2 separate regions of the Homo sapiens genome follow, and region 2 is linked to region 1. Evidence: chromatin contacts called from ENCODE Hi-C data. All regions are on one chromosome and are shown on one strand. Each heading gives the region's core, a stretch centred on a gene start or an enhancer-like site at or near the end of the contact. The rest is flanking DNA. Distances are from core to core; before and after follow the strand shown. Region 1 holds the start of TRAPPC2 (trafficking protein particle complex subunit 2). Region 2 holds the start of TXLNG (taxilin gamma).

Evidence for each region. A loop is a pair of places that touch in the nucleus more often than their neighbours do. Pooled maps may share reads with other maps.
Region 2: a loop to region 1 is called in a map with no recorded cell type, with 13 times the contacts of the local background. The contact joins the promoter of TXLNG here to the promoter of TRAPPC2 in region 1. A Hi-C loop is called at or near these places in 2 of 37 single-sample maps with no recorded cell type and 7 of 50 pooled maps.

The regions. Positions count from the first base shown.
Region 1 is chrX:13,730,591-13,736,144 of GRCh38, reverse strand. TRAPPC2 (trafficking protein particle complex subunit 2) reads left to right here and starts at 1,525. Exons shown (of 6, transcript NM_001011658.4): 1 at 1,525-1,620; 2 at 1,960-2,101. It overlaps OFD1 (OFD1 centriole and centriolar satellite protein), which reads right to left and starts at 1,397. Exons shown (of 23, transcript NM_003611.3): 1 at 1,062-1,397; 2 at 799-897. The coding sequence starts at 1,073. RefSeq lists enhancers at 484-1,055, 824-2,023.
Region 2 is chrX:16,783,216-16,788,769 of GRCh38, reverse strand. It overlaps TXLNG (taxilin gamma), which reads right to left and starts at 2,304. Exons shown (of 10, transcript NM_018360.3): 1 at 2,181-2,304. The coding sequence starts at 2,282. It overlaps LOC124905250 (a long non-coding RNA gene), which reads left to right and starts at 2,504. Exons shown (of 2, transcript XR_007068398.1): 1 at 2,504-2,700; 2 at 2,807-3,110. RefSeq lists a silencer at 1,519-1,958 and enhancers at 2,005-2,737, 2,709-2,908.

The DNA.
Region 1 (5,554 bases), core at 276-2,775:
AGGAAAAAATTCTGCCACTTCATCACACCTCTGTGGACTGTTGGAGAATATAACCAAAATATTCAACAACAGGGGACTGCTATATACATTACAAAAATATCCAAAGATAAGCCTGTTGCCACTGAAAATGAAGATTTCAAAAAACTTTTAAGGAAACAGGGAAATGCTCACCATATAATTTAAATTAAAAAAGGATACATACACAGGATATAGCTACATATTTTAAACGTAAAATATGCTTTTGAAATGCATATTTCAATGAAAACACGTTGAGCTAATCCTACTCCTGGCTGTTAATCCAAATATAAAGCATACTAATAGGTATTTTCTGCCCAAACTAAACATTCATACATTTCAATATAGTTTAAAGATAAAATTTTTCATTTCCCAAACTATTATTAAGCAGTACACTAGTATTTTCTATATGGTGTCAATGTCCTTCATCCAAATGTATTACAAACCCACTTATTAATTTAGGAACCTATAAGCCATATTTATAAAACAAGCCTAATCTTACTGTGTTCATTATACAAATATTTCCTTCTCCTATCTTATTGTCAGTTCAATTAATTATTTGAATATGCTCCTTTAAGACGACTCAAACTCAACATTTTCTCAAACATTTTCAAGAGACTGTAATGTTTCAGGATACAGAGTTATTCGGGAATATAAAAATGTAATTCACCAATACAATCTATGTATCATACGATTATTAAAACCTAAACCTTGATTGAATTTGAACTACCTGTTACAGGTTACACTTGTAAAAGCTGACACAGATACGCCTAAATCCGATACCTTGAGTGTATCCAGTATACCCCGATCCTTAAACGTCTGGTATAGCTTTTTGCGCAGTTCATCTTGACTCAACACATCAGCCACGGTAAACATGTTGGACTAAAAGACAAAATGGTTATAGGTTACCTGCGGGGCAGAGGGAACGTGAACGTCTGAAAACAGACCAGTGGCCTCCGGGGAAGCCATAAGAGGCCTAGCGGCGAAAGTTTAACGAACACAAAACAAGACTTTATTTCCGCCCGAGAAGGGGCAGGTGTGTCTACCTGCGCCATCATCAGGCGTCAGCTCCCTCCGGAGCCCGCCTCGCTCGCCCCGCCGCGGCCCGAGTTTAGTGCCCAGCCCGGGCGGTGGGGCCAAGACGAGGGGGAATCCCTGCCCTCAGAACCCTGCCTCTGTCCCGAGGGTTCGGGAGGAACAAAGGTGCTGAACGTTCTCTGCCTCGCACTCCCAACTAGGTTTTCTAGCAAACACGCGAGCTTCCTTTCTTCGCGGTTCTGAGGCAAGGGCGAGGACCCAGGCACGACTCAAAGGCGGCTGGAGGGCGGGGACCCAGACACTAGGGACTGAAGGCAGCGAGGCAGGACCGCCTCACAGCCAGTCCGGCAACTTCCGGAAACCTGCTAAATATAGCCTTCCCGAGCTGAAGAGCTACGGCGCATGAGCTTGGTTGCCCAGCACCGGCCGGAAGCTCCGCCTACGTATCGCGAGAGCACATCCCAGGGTATCGCGAGAACTGCTTCGGCGTTCTGGCTACAGGTTCGGGGCGCGGGTCTCTTCCGCGGAAACTGACATTGCGTTTCCGTTGTCGGCCTCCCACTGCAGGTAGGGAATGGAGCAAGTGCGGCGGGGGGCGGGTGTTTTGAGTCCCTGGAGGACTTCGTAGCCCCTGCGTGACGCGGATGTTGGTCCTGTACCTCCACCCCTCCCCGGGGTGGCCGGGCCGGACCTGCCAGCCCTCCGCTGGCTCATCCGCGCAGCCCTTCCACCTGCAGACGTCCGCCCTCTCGGGGGCTGTGGTTTCGCGGTTCACTGGGTCATTCAGCTAACCCAGGGTTTCTTAACGGCTGCACTGTTGCCTTTTGGAGCCGGAAGATTCTTTGTTTTGGGAGGCTGTCCTGTGCATTGTAGGTTTAGCTGTATCCTTGCTCTCTATTTTGTCAGTATCACCTTCTCCCCCAAGTGTGACAACCAAAGATGTCTCCAGATATTGCCAGATGTCCTCTTGGAAGCAAGATCGCTCCGGGTTGAGATCCACAGAGCTAAACGTTTTAGAGTACCAACCATTGTGTGCTGTGAGGTAAAGGTGAGCCAGTCCTCATGATGCTTAAATGTAATTAGAAAGGAAAGGAACCAAACCTCTCAGAAGCGATAATGAAAATGTTACAGCCAGAGAATTGAACAAGAACTAAGATACATTGTAGACTGGATAAAGAGTTTAAAGGGGAGGTGGTTGAAGATGGAAGTGATCCAGATCATCTCTGTGGAAAAAGTGTGTCTTTATCGGGGCCTTGATGGGTAGGATTCGGGTGGTGAGCAAAAAGGAGAACATCACAGGAAGGGGAAAAATGAGCAAAGGAATCATTAAAAGAAAAAAAAAAGCCACGACCTTCTTGGGAGCAGTGAGGAATCTAGCCTGACTCCAGAGTTGTGTGCTGGGAATATAAGCCTTATATGGTATCTAAGTCCTGTGAGGACAGAATTGGATGTCAGCTTTGTGTACAGCATTGAAGATGAGTACGATGAGTTTTGATCTCTGGCTGTGAAAAACTTAAAGTATTTAAGAGGCAGTAAGAGTGACAGGACTTCATAGGAGGTGGAGAACCTGTAAGTTTTTGTTGGAAACAATGGAAAAGGAGGAGAGGCTTAGTTGGATTTTAAAGGATGGGTAGTGGTTGCAGACAGAATAAAGGAGAACATTCCAGGCATGAAGAGAGAAATGATAGTAGCTCTGAACTCGATATAGTCAAAGTGAATTTGGGAGAAAAAATAAGTAAACGAGTCAACGCTAGCAGAGGTGGAACAATAGGGCTGAGAAAAGACACGTGGAGCAATGTGGGAATCTTGAATACTAGTACATGATCCTGTAGCTGAGATGCATCAAAGGCTTTTGAGTGGAATGATGAAAACAGTGTTCTAAAAAGATGTTGATATGTTGTAAATGTTGTTAAGTAGAATCACTTGTCCACTGTTTAAAAAAAAAAAATGTTCCTGAAGACCCCCTTACTCCCACCTCCACCTTTGGTCCCACAGTTGAATACATGAATATAATTAGATAAAATGTTCTCCAAAAACTAGCATAACTTCTAGGGGAGGGAGAATTGCTTATAATATTAATAGAAAAATGTCACATTAAAGACCTATCAGTAGTATTCCTACTGCCCCTCCTCATTGTAATAGACATGTCCCATGCCATACCAGTTTAGTCTCATGACCCCAGGTTTATGGAACAACTGAAATCACTGCTCTCGCGAGCACAGGGCAGTTTTTCTAGAAGCTCTTCTATAGAGGTTGTAAAGAGGCATGCTACAAAAATGGATGTCTTTGGAACTGGAGTCCATGAGTTTTATCTTGCATTTGTCTACAACTTAAGAGACTTCCAAGTTCACTGAGCATCCTCCCACTCTGGCACTGTTGGTGTTCCACCCACCCCTTAGTTTCTAGTTTCCCAGTGACTTCAAATGAGCAGCCCTGGGCTTGGCCTATGGAACGGTTTGGAATAAGTCTGTGTAGTCCAGAGTCAGCAAATACTTGGCCCTCCTGTAGGTACTGCACTTCCCCAAATTCATAGCAGACATGGATAATTGATCACAGCATTCTTTCCTGGTGACCACATTTAGTCTCAGAATCTTTCTCAGCGCCAGTTCCTGGCAGTCACTACCAGTTGATTAGAATTCGCTTATGAAAGGAAACTCATTTGCCATCCCTAGCCAAGTCCCTTTTTCATTAGATAGCTTATCGTATTTAAAGATAGTACTGTGCTGTACCCCACTCCCTTTCCACCCCAAAAAGGTCTCCCCTACTCCGTTTAAACATCCTCTGTTACTTCAGTTGCTCTTGTCTGGTTTCCAGAGCATTTCCTAGCCTAGATCCTGCCCTCCCTTCCCCTGTAACACACAGAGTTATTGATCCTTTTACAATATGATTCCCAGAACTGAGTACCTTCCCCAAAGATGATAATATTATTGAAGAGGACATCAGCATTCTCCCTGACCTTGCTCTTAATGCCACCTAGAATTGATTAGCTTTTTTGACAAACCTATCAGACTTTTGCCTCTTACTGAGCTTGCAGAACTTTTGGGTTGATGTAGATGAACTGTTCTTAATCTAGGTTTCCCTTGTCCTTTTGTACAGTTGATTTTTAAGCCCAAGTACAGGGCTTGCTTTCTTATCCTCTTAACTTCTATCTTGTTAATTTCACCTTACTCTCCTAGCCATGGAGATCTTTTTTAATCCTAACTTCTGCCTTCTAATAAGTTAGCTGCCCTTGGTGTTATCTTTGAATGTGATAAGTTATCTTCATTCAAGTTATTGATTCAAATACTGAGCTAGACTAGGTTAAGGTCAACCTCAAAGCCTTACTAGAGACCCTGTGCCATAAATTGACACGGAGCACCCAATGTTCTCCGAGTATTGACACTCAAGTCGGCTATGAGCCATCCCTCATTCAGCAAATAATGAGTGCTTTCTGGGTCCCTGGCACTGTTGTAGCTCTAGGTATACCATAGTGAATGAGACGAATGGTGTATCTGCTCTCATGGAGGGCAACATTCTAGCAAGACTGTATTTTCACTCAGGCTCCAGGACTCCAGTTTGTTCTTAGGTAGATACCAAAATATTTCGTAAAATGACTTTCTGTTTACCTACCGTATCTCCCTTCAGAAACAAAAAATGTAAATTTGGTATGACTTGTTCTAGTACAACCAGGAGTATATGAATGAATAATCTGTTTTTATCTAGGGATTCACATTAAATGAGTTAATGTATAATAAAAGTGCCTGGCATGGCATCTGACTGAAAATAAACATTTAATACACGTTTCTGTTGGTGTTCTAGTCGCTCTGAATGTACCCTGTTATAGACTAGGAGATAAGCCTTTTTCCTGTTTCTGAAAATAGGAATAGCATTTAACCTAGCGGATGATATGGCATTTTTCTTGCAATTTCTCAAATGTCACTGATCAGCAGTTATGCAATCACATTTGTTAATCCAAGGTATATAATTTGTCAGGACCTGATGACTTGGATTTATTGAAATGTCTAGATGTTTTCTTTTTTCTTTAGTTATACTTTTAAGTTCTAGGGTACATGTGCACAACATGCAGGTTTGATACATAGGTATACATGTGCCATGTTGGTTTGCTGCACCCATTAACTCATCATTTACATTAGGTATTCCTCCTAATGCTATCCCTCCCCCAGCCCCCCACCCCCTGACAGGCCCCAGTGTGTGATATTCCCTGCCCTGTGTCCAAGTGATCTCATTGTTCAATTCCCACCTATGAGTGAGAACATGCAGTGTTTGCTTTTCTGTCCTTGTGATAGTTTGCTCAGAATGATGGTTTCCAGCTTCATCCATGTCCCTACAAAGGACATGAACTCATCCTTTTTTATGGCTGCATAGTATTCCATGGTGTATATGTGCCACATTTTCCTAATCCAGTCTATCATTGATGGACATTTGGGTTCATTCCAAGTCTTTGCTATTGTGAATAGTGCCACAATAAACATACGTGTGCTTGTGTCTTTATAGTAGCATG
Region 2 (5,554 bases), core at 1,055-3,554, 3.1 Mb before region 1:
CTGGAACCCACGAGGTGGAAGATGCAGTGAGCCAAGATTGCATCACTGCACTGCAGCCTGGGTAACAGAGCAAGACTCTGACTCAAAAAAAAAAAAAAAAAACACAACAAGTTTGTTTGTTTTTTTAAGAGACAGGGTCTCACTCTGCGGCCCAGGCTAGCCTCCTGCTTCAGTCTCCTGACTAGGTGGTACTACAGGTGCATGCCACCATAGCTGGCTTAAAAATGATTCTTGCAAACACAAGATAATTCACCCAATTTGTTAAATGAAAATTCAAAGATTAATATTTTACCATGTATTTGAATGCCGTCACTGTCAGTTAGAAATCAAAAAGAAAAAGATGCTCAGAAGAGCATAAGCAAAGAAGAATGGAGTATGAGGTACATAAACAAAAATGAGTAGACACACACATGACTATTCCTATCCAGCTGTTAACCAGAGCTCTGCACCTCAAAGGGTCATTACCTCCTATCTTGGTTATTTTAAATGCTAGTTGATTAAACCTCAGTTCCTAATTCAACGACTTTTTGTCCTTATCCCAGTGTCATAAAAGGGAACTTATATCCTCAATTGCAGTGGCTTTTTATCAGAGTCCTCCTCCCCTGGGGAACCTACGAAATCAAACACTGAGATTGGCACTCCACCCTTAGGGAATAAGTGAAGTGTCCAAAGTGATGGTGTTGAATCCCTTACAGGACATTGGTCCACAGCTTCTTTTTCAGTCCTGCAAGCACTGGATCTTTCTTTTAGAATACAAAGAGAGGGAGAGAAAGAAAGAGAGGTAATTGAGAAGTAGTAACACTGTCATGCAGAAACATGAAAATACCTGACCTTAGAAACAGGCCCCAAAAAGCTAATTCTTAACACTCTGCTCAGACGTAAACTGGACCTTTGTTCTCCCATTTGAAGTTTATGAATTGCATTAGAAAAATATTATTTCGTAATTTCATACAGGAGTTAAGAGTGTTCAAATACATAATTAAGTAATATTAAATAGCCCTCGGTGATCAAGCAAGATATCCAACAAGTCGAACGTTTCAGTATGTTCACCTGCAAGGAAAAAAAGAGATGGGGTTCCCACCTTCCCAGTCTCAGTCCCCGCAATTATCCATTCCAGGGCCCCGAAAACCCTGTACCCCGTTCGTTGTGCAATCTTTTTCAAACTCCACCCACTGAGCTCCAGAACAAGTGGAATTGTCCCGTTCTGAAAGAGGTCTCAATTTTCCTGTATCTAGGGAGGGACTGAAAACTCCTTGACGTGAGTCAAGTAAGGCAAGGGGAACAGTCCGGCCTGTTTCCCAGATTAAGAAAGACCCAAGGCCAGGGTCGGGAAGGCATTCAAGTTTCCACTCATCAAATTAAAAAAATAATAAATGAAAGAAAAAAAAGAGGGGAAAAAAGAGGAGGGTGGTAAATAGGACTGGGAGGACCAGCTATCATGCGATATCCCAACTCTGCAGGACCGAGGTCCTCCAGCATCGCCTCCCCATCCATCCCCGGCCCCACGTGCAGCCAAGCCCTCGGAGCCCCGGGGTCTAGGTCCCGGGGGCCGAGCGTCCCGCTCGCACCGGCCCTGCGACACTCACCCGCTCGCCTGCCCGCCCGCGCAGTGGCGGGGAGCGCAGGGGGGCGGGGGAAGGGGGGCCAAGCACACCCCGGCTCCCGCGCGGTTATCTTACTGCGCAACAGCCTAGCCTGAGCAGCCCGGGGGCACCCCGCAGCGCGCCCTGCGCACCTGCCCGACGCCAGGAGGGCGAGCCCACGACCCCAGCGAGCCCCCGGACGGCGGCGCTCAGCGCCGGGAGCACGGTGACGGCGGTGACTGGGAGAAGGAACGCCTGGCGCCCGGATCCCCGCGGTGCTGGCCGCACGTGGCTGTCACACCTGGCGCACCCCCGCCTCGCACCCCTTCTCCCTTAGAACCGCGTGCGCCCCCTGCCCTCCCTCCCGGCTTCCCCGCCGCGCGCCGCCAAACCCCAACCGTCGTCCCTTCCCACCCCATCCATCGCGGTCCCACCCCCCCCCACCTGCTCCCACTGTCGTCACCCCCGGGAGGGAAGAAGACCGGATGTTCGTCCCGTGGCTATAGGTAACCAGGGAGAGAGAAGAGGTGGACCCTGAAAAAGGGAGCCCAAACATCCCCCGGGCCCGACAACAACGAGGGCGTCCCCCTGACTGACCTTCTGCCGCGGGCTGCGTCGCCGTCCGCCCCGTCCGGCCTCAGTCGCCTCTTCGGCGCCGCCGCCTCTTCCCCGCGCTGCCTCCTCTACCCGCGTCGCCATGAGGTGACGGCAGCAGCCAAACAAGCGGCCCGACAAGGGGCACAGAATCTCGCAGGGCCTTTCGCCCCGCCCCCGAGCCCCCACGACCAATCGCCGCATGTGAGACTTCCCACGTGACCGGAGGAGGTTGGCCCCCGAGGGGACGGAGCGAGATGGGGATGGGGAGCATTGAATACTGGGCTGGGCTTCAGCAAGACCGAAGGGCAGATAGAGGCCGTGTGAGTCTGCGCGGATCGGGAATGGGACTCGGGAGTGGACTACAAGTCCCAGCAGGGCGTGCGGCCACAGCTCGCAGGCTCGGATCGGGATTGGGACATAAGGCGGCGTTCTGAAAAGGGGAGAGTGCTGCACCCAGTGTGCTTCGTGTGCATCCTAGTGGGACTTGCGGTTTCTGGGGGCGATGTCTGGCTATAGGAAGGTACTCGTTATGATCTTTCGCGGAAAGTTTAGAAATATCCCCGTGTTTGAGAAGGAGCACGATCGGCGACACATTCTTGTGTTTTTGTTTTTGTTGCCGTTCTTAGGAATTGGGCGCGAATGATTTGGGGATAAGGGAAAATACTTCACGACTTTCAAGACGGAAGGTGTATTGGCTCTTAGAATTTGAAGTTTCGTGCTCGGGCACCTGCCCCGAGCCCTGCCCCTCCACCAGAGTTGTTACCACGGTTTACTTGTCCCGAGCTCCCGCGGGATAGGTGCCGCATTCTATTCACCTTGGTTGAACCGCCCCGGCTTCTGCACACTTACTTGGCACTTCATTCATGTTGAATGTATCCTGCTTTCTCCCACCCCATTTACTCGTTTCATTACCTAAATTTTTTCAACAAACTCGGTTTGCTGAACCGAATTTTTTTTTTTATTGATATGATGTTGGGGGGGAGAGGGGAGATTTCCTCAGGAATATTCCCTATTTCCATCTGATGGAACCAGATCTCCAATGGCCGAGCTTCTGAAAGGCACAGACCATCATGAAATCCTGATATATTGTCTTAAATAATTCATTATGAGGCCGGGCGCGGTGGCTCACGCCTGTAATGCCAACACCTTGGGGGACCGAGGCGGGTGGATCACAAGGTCAGGAGTTCCAGACCAGCCTGGCCAACACAGTGAAACTCCGTCTCTACTAAAAATACAAAAATTAGCCGGGCATGGTGGTGGTGGTGGGCTTTTCTTTTTTCTTTGTTTTTGTTTTCCCAAGACGGAGTCTTGCTGTCACCCAAAGCTGGAGTGCAGTGGCACGATCTCAGCTCACTGCAACCTCCGCCTCCCAGGTTCAAGCAATTCTCCTGCCTCAGCCTCCCGAGTAGCTGGGATTGCAGGCACGTGCCACCACGCTGGGCTAATTTTTGTATTTTTAGTAGAGAGAGGGGTTTCACCATGTTGGCCAGGCTGGTCTTGAACTTCTGACCCCCTGATCTGCCCTCCTCGGCCTCCCAAAGTGCTGGGATTACAGGTGTGAGCAACCGCCCCCAGCCGGTGGTGGGCTTCTGTAATTCCAGCTATTTGGGATCTGAGACAGGAGAATCGCTTGAACCCGGGCAGCAGAGGTTGCAGTGAGCCAAGATCGTGCCATTGAACACTCCAGCCTGGGTGAGGAGAAACTCCATCACACACACACACACAAAAGTAAGTTATTCCTCAAAAAAAAATTTTTTTTTAGAGATGGGGCATTATGTTGCCCAGGCTGGTTTCAAATTTCATGATTTTCTATATTGTTTAAGTATGTATGGAATGAAAAAAATCAATAAAGTTATCTTTATTAAGGAAAGAGGCCGGCCACGGTGGCTCACGCCTGTAACCCCGGCACTTTGGGAGGCCGAGGCGGGCGGATCACCTGAGGTCAGAAGTTCAAGACCAGCCTGACCAACGTGGTGAAACCCGGTCTGTGCTAAAAATAGAATTAGCCAGGCGTGGTGACACGTGCCTGCAATCCCAGCTACTAGGGAGGCTGAGGCAGGAGAATCGCTTGAACCCGGGAGGCGGAGGTTGCAGTAAGCCGGGATCACGCCATTGCACTCTAGCCTGGGCAACAAGAGCGAGACTCCGTCTCAAAAAATAAAAAGAAAAGAAAAGAACTATGCCATTAACCCCAAGCCTTCAGAGAAATGAAAAATATTTAATTGAATTAAATGCATATCTTTTTTTTTTTTTTTTTTTTTGAGACAGAGTTTTGCTCTTGTTGCCCAAGCTGGAGTGCAGTGGCCAATCTCGGCTCACTGCAACCTCTGCCTCCCGGGTTCAAGTGATTCTCCTGCCTCAGCCTCCCAAGTAGCTGGGATTACAGGCGCGCCCCACCACGCCCAGCTAATTTTTCTATTTTTAGTAGAGAGGGGGTTTCACCACGTTCGCCAGAATGGTCTTCATCTCTTGACCTTGTGATCCGTCCACCTCGGCCTCCCAAAGTGCTGGGATTACAGGCCTGAGCCACCGTGCCTGGCCTCTTTTTTTTTTTTTTTTTAATGCAGAGTCTTGCTCTGTCGCCCAGGCTGGAGTGCAGTGGCATGATCTCAGCCCACTGCAATCTGCACCTCCCAGGTTCAAGGAATTCTCGTGTCTCAGCCTCCCTAGTAGCTGGGATTACTGGCGTGCACCACCACACCCGGCTAATTTTTGCATTTTTAGTAGAGATGGGGTTTCGCCATGTTGGCCAGGCTGCTCTCAAACTCCTGGCCACAAGTGCTCTGCCCGACTCGTCCTCTGCCCAACTCGTCCTCCCAAAGTGCTGGGATTACGGGCTTGAGCCGCAATGCCTGGCCTATCCTTTCTTTATGTCCAAGACTTTAAGGGTCATCCAATGTTCTGTTTACATTGATCTCACCTTTGCGCCAGGACTATTGTCTTTTAACTGTGCCTGCAGGCGTGGCTCACACCTGTAATCTCAGCAGTTTAGGAGGCTGAGGCAAGAGCATCGCCTGAGCCCCGGAGTTTGAAACCAGCGTAGGCGACAAAGCGAGACCTCGTCTCTAAATAAATAAAGTTATCAAATAAAAAAGCCGGGCGCTGTGGCTCACGCCTGTAATCCCAGTACTTTGGGAGGCAGAGGAGGGCGGATCACCTGAGGTCAGGGGTTTGAAACCAGCCTGACCAACATGGTGAAACCTCGTCTCTTCTAAAAATACAAAAAAAAAAAAAAAAAATCAGCTGGGCATGGTGGCGTGTGCCTGTAGTCCCAGCTACTCGGGGAGGCTGAGGCAGGAAAATCGTTTGAACCCAGGAGGCAGAGGTTGCAGTGAGCCGAGTTCATGCCACTGCACTCCAGCCTGGGTGACAGA